Linked DNA regions of Homo sapiens: region 2 is linked to region 1. The links are chromatin contacts, found by Hi-C in ENCODE. All regions are on one chromosome and are shown on one strand. The core of a region is the stretch at or near the end of the contact, and the rest is flanking DNA. Distances in the headings are between cores, read along the strand shown.

Region 1 (3,528 bases), core at 747-3,246:
GTAGGGGGGAGGCAAGGAAAGATCCCCCACCCCCCTCTCCGTGGAGATGGCTCTGAGAAATCAAATATTGACAATGAGGGAACAGAACTTATTAAATCTGGGACAGGGATGTGTGTGGGGAGCTGTGGGAATGGCCGGATGCCTGGGTTCGGAGGGTAATGAAGGTTCTGGGAGGAGGAAAAGGGCCGTGGCTGGGAGGTGCAGCAAGGCTGAGGCTCGAGGTCACAACTCTTCTGCCCTTTCCTTTGGGATGTACACGGTCTTGCAACCCTGGCTGTTTCTCTAGCCCCGAAGAGCCCCTGGGGAAAAGACCCCCATCATAGCTAGCTGTGGTTGCCCCGCCTTCGTCCCTTCCCCCTACCTCCACCTCTGTTGATGAGCTTCAGCAGCGTTTAATCGGATTGAGCAGTAATTAGCAAAGCGAGATGTTTGATTACCTATTTAGCATAATGTGGGGGGCTGGGATCCGTAGGCACAGCCACAGTTGGGGAGGGGGGTTTAAGAAAAGAAATGGGGTCTGTGCAAAGTTCCTTTCCCCGAGGGACCCATGAACCTTGCCCCTGAGGCTCCCCACCCCACGCCTCCAGCAAATTTTCACTCCTTTGGGACTTTTCCCTAGGGGTTCTGGCCAACCACATCACCTCTGTCTGCCACCCATGGCCTATCTGGCTAGAGGAACACCTCCACGTTCCATCTTAGCTGTGCTAGCTGTGCAGCTGGTTTTGGGGTGGGCGGTACTCCTCTCCTTCCATTCCTGCTGTCAGCAACAGGAGTCTGGCTGGGCAGGAGGAATTATTGGGGGTCGGGGGGAGGGAAAGGGTTGACACTTCTGGGAATAAAGATACGGTAGGTGGGAGGGTGAGGTCAGCGCTGGGATAGGGTGTGGTTAATCCACTTGCTCTTCAGGAGTACCAGGGACTGCCACTCCTGGTAGTGCCAGGCTGGCATAATGAGATCTGTTAGGTGTGAACGCCAAACAGAAAATGGGGGAACTGAGGTGCCAGCTTCTCTTCTCCTCATCCAGCAAAGAAAATGTCATAAATTTCGCTCCTCATGGAAATGTAATCAGTGGGCTCGCTGCTGGCTTTGTCTTAATTAGGCACTATTGATGGAAACAGGGAGGGCGCCTTCCCATCCCCCCACTCGGCTTCCTCCCTGTATTTCCCAGGTCTCCCCAAAGCTCCTCCCGGCACCAGGTACAGCGGTCTTCCAGGCGCCTTCTAGCAGCCCCGGCCCGCAGCGCCCCCTGGCACCCTCGGAGATGTACCCCGGCCCTCATAGCCCTCCCCTCTCGCCTCCTCTCTCACGACGCAGCCTTTGTTCCTATGGAGAGCGAAGCCCCTCCCAGGCCCGGTCACCTTCCCCAGGGAGTCCCCGCCTCTCATCCCCCCCAAAAACCAGCGATGCCTTCGAAAGCCAATCCTCAGATTCCCAAAACTCCAGTTCCCGTCTTCCCTCCCTTTCCCCGCCCCGCGCCGCCCCCCCGCAATCCTAGACCCCAATCCGAACTAAGAAGGGGGAAGGAGCAGGAGGGCAAGGGTGCTCCAGGCCCGGTTTTTCCCCCGGATCCAGCTGCACCCACGGCTGCCTGGAAATCCTGGAACGCCTTCTACATCGCGAATATCCCTCGCCGGCCTGGCGCCCGGCGCCATCTGCTGGACCCGTTCCGGCTGGGGCGCACAGACCTGGGCGCGGGGTCGGGCGATTGGGTTCTCCCTGCCTTTTCAATGTCCTGCGGGGCGGTGGCTCACTGTCTCTCGCCCCAGCCCTTCCAGCTGGGTCCTGACACCAGGCCCCCCGCACCCTTCGGCTCGCCAGATGTGGCTACTTTCCTTTAGTCCCGGAGCCTTCAAGCCCTGGGTCCCTGAGGGGTAGACCTGGGCGGGGTGGGGCCGCGAAGCAGGGATCCAGGGCGCCTGCGCGGAGGAGGCGGGCTCCGAGGGGCCGCACACCGGCCACTCGCCCCTCCCTGCCCGGGGTTGCCATGGGGACGCGTGCAGACGCCGGCCCGAGAGGGCTGCGAGGGGCAACTTCTTAGAGTGGCCCATCGGTCGGTCTAGGGAGGGGAGGGTCAGCGTGGCAAGGTGTGTGTCGGGGGCAGAGGGAAGGAGGGAAGGAGTGCTGGGGAGAAGGGGCAGTAGTGTCGGGGTAGGAAGGGACAGTTGTTGGGGAGAAGAGGCAGTTGTGGAGGGAGAGGGAGCAAGGAATATTTGTGTGGGGGAGGGGGAGGAGAAGGGGCAGTTGTGACAGCTGGGGGGGAAGAGCCATTCTGAGGGGAAATTTGCCTGCTGGTAACCAGTTTAAGGATACCAGCTGCTGGTATAAATACTGCTGGATAAATACTGCTGGATTTATACTGCAGGATAAATACTGCTGGCCCCTGCGGTATTTCCTAGTACTAGAGTGAGCCCCGACTTAGCAGAGCAGTTCCTCCTGGGGCCTGCGGTGTGGGATCGCGTGGTGAACCCCACGGTGCATGCGCCTCAGGCTCTAGTTTGAGGCAGGAAAGCGCAGCTTGATGCTTCTCTGGAGACTGATGGAGGAAGCCTCCTTGCTGTAGTTGGTTTTATTGATTTGCTGGCCTAACAGAACGTTTTTCCTTGGAGCAAAGTACAAATCCTTCAAGTTTGAAATTCATAACCTGAGATCAATGCCTGTGGCAGCCTGTGGGGATGAGGAAGGAGAGCCACAGGTGCCGTTAGGCTGCAGCCTAATGAAAAGAGAGTGCCCAGCGCCTCAGACTTTGCGCCTGGGATTCTGAGCACCTGTCCGAGATCCCCGCTTCCTGCCATCCTACCTTTCTGAGAGAGGCACCACTGTGACCTTCCTCGTGCCCCAATTGCTTTTTCCTCATGACACAATTTGAAATTTATGATTGGATGACTTTTGTCCTTCTTTCTTCCAATCTGTTCTCAGGGCATTTTGAGTCAAATAAATGATCCTGACTGATCTTAACCATTAGCACAGAGTTCCTCAGCCAACTCTGCTAAGAGACCTCAGTACACACAAAACAGTGTTCCTGCCCCTCAGGACTTCAAAGCGATAGACCCAGGTGGCAAATACTGTTTTTCTCTGTTTACAGATGTTGCAGATTTTAGTGGGATTGGGAGGAGCATATTTCCATTTAACTTGGGAGGAAAAGAGGTACATAGGAAAATCATCTTGGTTTGCTTGAATGATTGAACAGTGACAAAGGATGGGGGATGTGCACCCCTTCCTTGATCCTCTCTCACTCACTCATGGTCCTGGAGGGTAGAGTGGATGAGGGTTTGGGCAACCACACTTCAGCTTGATAGATCTTTTCCTGATTATCTTATGTTCTCATACCCCGGGGCAGAGATAGAGGTTCTAAATCCTCATTAGTGGGGTGTCTGGCCATCTTTTTTTTTTTTTTTTTTGAGATAGAGTCTCACTCTGTCAGCCAGGCTGGAGTATAGTAGCATGATCTTGGCTCACTGCAGCCTCTACCTCTCGGGTTCAAGAGATTCTCCTGCCTCAGCCTCCCGAGTAGCTGGAATTACAGGCACG
Region 2 (3,528 bases), core at 495-2,994, 200 kb after region 1:
TCAAAACAAAAACAAAAAAACAAAAAACCCTGCCAGAGTCTGATTCAGGAAGTCTGGAGTGGGATCCTAGAGTGAGACTGTGCACTTCCGTTGACAGTACACCAACACTGCTGGTCCTTGACTATGACTTTATGGTCATAAGATACAGGATTCTAAAATAGAATACATGGCATATATACAACAGGTGATGTCCCATTATGGGACACAAATTTTAAAGACACTTAAAATTGTATAAGTATCTTTTCAGTAGCGCTAGTGTGTTCCCGTGACTGTAAAGATAACACAGATAATAGCAAAAGTTTGAAATATGATGCCTTTCAAATGGCTCTCCCTTCCTACTTTGATAGGCTCTAATTAGGTGCCTCACATAAATGCCCTTTGGAATTTCTGATACCTGCCCTAGCAGGTTGAAGGGAGATTCTGAAATGAAGCAAGGCTCCTAATCATAGTCACAGGCAGGGAGCCATCTCAATTTCTGGAACACAGAACTGGGAGTGGGGAGACAGCAGGCATACCAGCACCCTTACATGCCAGAGAAGTGAGATTAACATGACGCGAAAATTAGCCTCTTCTCTCCCGTTCCATCTTAAAAAAAAAAAAAATTCAAACCATTGACAAAGAATTGCTAAAATGGGACCTGTTGCTCCCACACACCAGAGCCACCCTGGACAAAAGCCAACGTCCCAGCTAAGAAAACAGTCTGTCTTCTTCCCACGGTAACGTAGGCTTTGTTTATATCATCCCTTGGCCACTCCATCCTGAAAATGTAAGACTGGCACAGTCAGTAGATGGGGGCGAGTTCGTCTAGGAGCCTCCCCAACTCAGCATCAACACCTCCCAGGGCGTTCCCTCCTGCCTTCGGCTCATCTCTCTCATCACATGCCAATCCTGGGATCTGAGAGAGAGTAGTCTTGACATCAGCCCCCGCGAGGCTGCAGCTCCCACCTTCCTTCGGCTGTAGCTTCCGAGTTCCTCGGTTACAACGTGCAACGGGTCAGGTGGCCAATGTCCTTGATCTCCGCACAGTAGAGCACTGGGGGAAAGAAGAAGGGTTAGTGGCAGCAGGAGCATGCCAACGAACCTCGGTATTCCTCGGCGCTCTCTCCCCTGCATCCTCCCCGGGCAGCCCCTCACCGTTGCTAGGCAGCGGACGCCGCCAGCGCCGCGCAGGCCCCAGGACCCTGTCCCAGAGCCGCCGGAGCGCGCGCCACCCAGCACTCCTAGGCCCCGCCCCCTTCTCGCTCTCCCCTTCTTCCTCCGCCTCTCCGTCAGCGTCGCTGCTTTCCTTGGCCGGGTTCCCAGCCTCATCTCGTTCGCACTTGGCCCGCGCTTTTTCCTCCAATCGCGACCACAAGTCCGAGTCAAGAGCCATCTCCGTGAGGCCGCCGCGAGGGAGCTGCGAGGGCGCGCGGCAGAAGGGGCACGTGACCACGCGGCGCAGGCGCACCACGCGCGCGGCCGCCCCGCCGCCGTCCCCGCGCGCCGCCAGCTCGCGGAGGCAGGCGGTGCAGATCGTGTGGCCGCAGCGGGCGCGCGCCGTTCCGGGCAGGCGGCGGGGCGCGCGGCACCCGAGGTTGAAAGGACGGTAGCAGATGTTGCAGTCCAGCTCGCCCCGCTCCGGAAGAGAGGGTACCCTCACCAAGAGCTGCATCGTGCCCGCCGCGGACTCGAGGACGTCGCTAACGCGGCCAGCTCCGTGAACAGAACGAGCACACTCTCCTGGGGCCGGGTCGGGTCCTGGGGCCGGCGCCGCGGCCTCTTTCCCCTTTAAATAGGGGAATAAGTGAGGCCCCACCCTTCGGAGCGTCACGCCTTGATCGGGCCGCTCCCTGTGGCGGCACGTGTGGGGGCGGTGGAGGCTTGAGGCCGGGAATGACAGCAATGATGGAGTCGGGGAGGCGGCCCAGGCCATGCCAGGACCGGAGCCCTGGGGGCCAAAGCACCCATTCCTCCCTACTCCCGGGGGAGCGGGGTGGGGCTTTCCTTCTTCCCCCAACGCAACGCCAGCGCTCCTTAATTCTACCATGTACAAAGCCCCGGGTCTCTCTCTGCGCCTGAGCCCTCAGTCACTGGCACAAGTCTCTAAAGCCCCCTCCGCCTATTCAGTTGCTCGCAGTTAGTTTCACAATCCCACCCAGTTTCCAAACACGGCCCGTTCTGCCCAACCTTTAGTGGTCCCTGGGCCTTTGAATCGATTTTGCCCTCAATTCTCATTATAGATGACCTCTCTGTGTTGTTTGTAAGGCTGGCTTCCTAAACTTCATTCTCCCCAAACTGCTTAACTCTCAGCTGGTATCTCAGCCTAAGGAGGGACCTAGATGCCAGGACCATGGCTTTAGGAATGCTGGGAATCCTTTCCTTCCGGAGGCCTGGACACCCACACATCGTGATGGCCCCAGCAAAGCTCCCCAGCATAAGTTCTGACTCAGGGGTCTGACTTCTCCCACTGGTAAACAGGACATGGTACTCACAACCCACATTCCCCTCATGGTGCCACACCCACACACAGCTGCCTCCTCACCCTCCTCTCCTGGACCTGCAGCCCAGGTTCTGTTATGGAGGGTGATAACACAGTCTAGAGCCAGCTGGCTTGAGTTCAGATCCTAGCTTCCACCTCTTACTAGTTGTGACACTTTGAGCAAGTTACTTAATTTCTCTGGGCCTTGGTTTCCTAGTTTTAAAAATGTGGATAATAATAATGAGGACTGAATGAACTTATATGTGTAAGGTGCTTCAAATGGTGTCCAGTACACAGTAAAACACCAGGTAAGTACTATATTAGCTACTATTGTTATCCTGTGCCCCCAGCCTATACTGAATTCACATTAACTTCTGAGTACCCAACATTTTCTTTTTTTTCTTTTTTTTTTTTTTTTGAGACGGAGTCTTGCTGGGTTGCCCAGGCTGGAGTGCAGTGGCACCATCTCGGCTCACTGCAAGCTCCGCCTCCCGGGTTCATGCCATTCTCCTGCCTCAGCCTCCCGAGTAGCTGGGACTACAGGCGCCCACCACCACGCCCAGCTAATTTTTTGTATTTTTAGTAGAGACGGGGTTTCAATGTGTTAGCCAGGATGGTCTCGATCTCCTGACCTGGTGATCCGCCCGCCTCGGCCTCTCAAAGTGCTGGGATTACAGGCGTGAGCCACCGCGCCCGGCCAGTACCCAACATTTTCAACACCCATCCATCTTGACCAATATGTGCATGATGAGCTTCTCCACACCCATGGCATTTACCAGCTATCACAGGCAATGCAAAGCTGGTTTTTAAACCTAAATTGTTAAAACCTAGAGGGTAATCTCTTTTGAGGAGGTATACCATCATTTTTAAGCAAACATTTCAGAACTTTTGAATGGTATTGTCTGTGATCATGGGAGAAGCTGTCTACTTATTACAGTGATGCTGTCACAATTCAAAACTTTTTGGTCTTAAAAAAGGACTGGTAGGGCCAGGCATGGTGGCTCTTGCCTGTAATCCCAGCATTTTGGGAGGCCGAGGTGGGTGGATCACTTGAGGTCAGGAGTTCAAGA

The links. A loop is a pair of places that touch in the nucleus more often than their neighbours do. Pooled maps may share reads with other maps.
Region 2: a loop to region 1 is called in a pooled map, with 2.3 times the contacts of the local background. The contact joins the promoter of RNF227 here to the promoter of DNAH2 in region 1. A Hi-C loop is called at or near these places in 1 of 50 pooled maps.

The regions. Positions count from the first base shown.
Region 1 is chr17:7,715,748-7,719,275 of GRCh38, forward strand. It overlaps DNAH2 (dynein axonemal heavy chain 2), which reads left to right and starts at 1,997. Exons shown (of 86, transcript NM_020877.5): 1 at 1,997-3,052.
Region 2 is chr17:7,914,545-7,918,072 of GRCh38, forward strand. RNF227 (ring finger protein 227) reads right to left here and starts at 1,745. Exons shown (of 2, transcript NM_001358699.2): 1 at 1,135-1,745; 2 at 1-1,033. The coding sequence starts at 1,651. The coding sequence ends at 978. RefSeq lists an enhancer at 463-1,396 and a silencer at 1,375-1,684.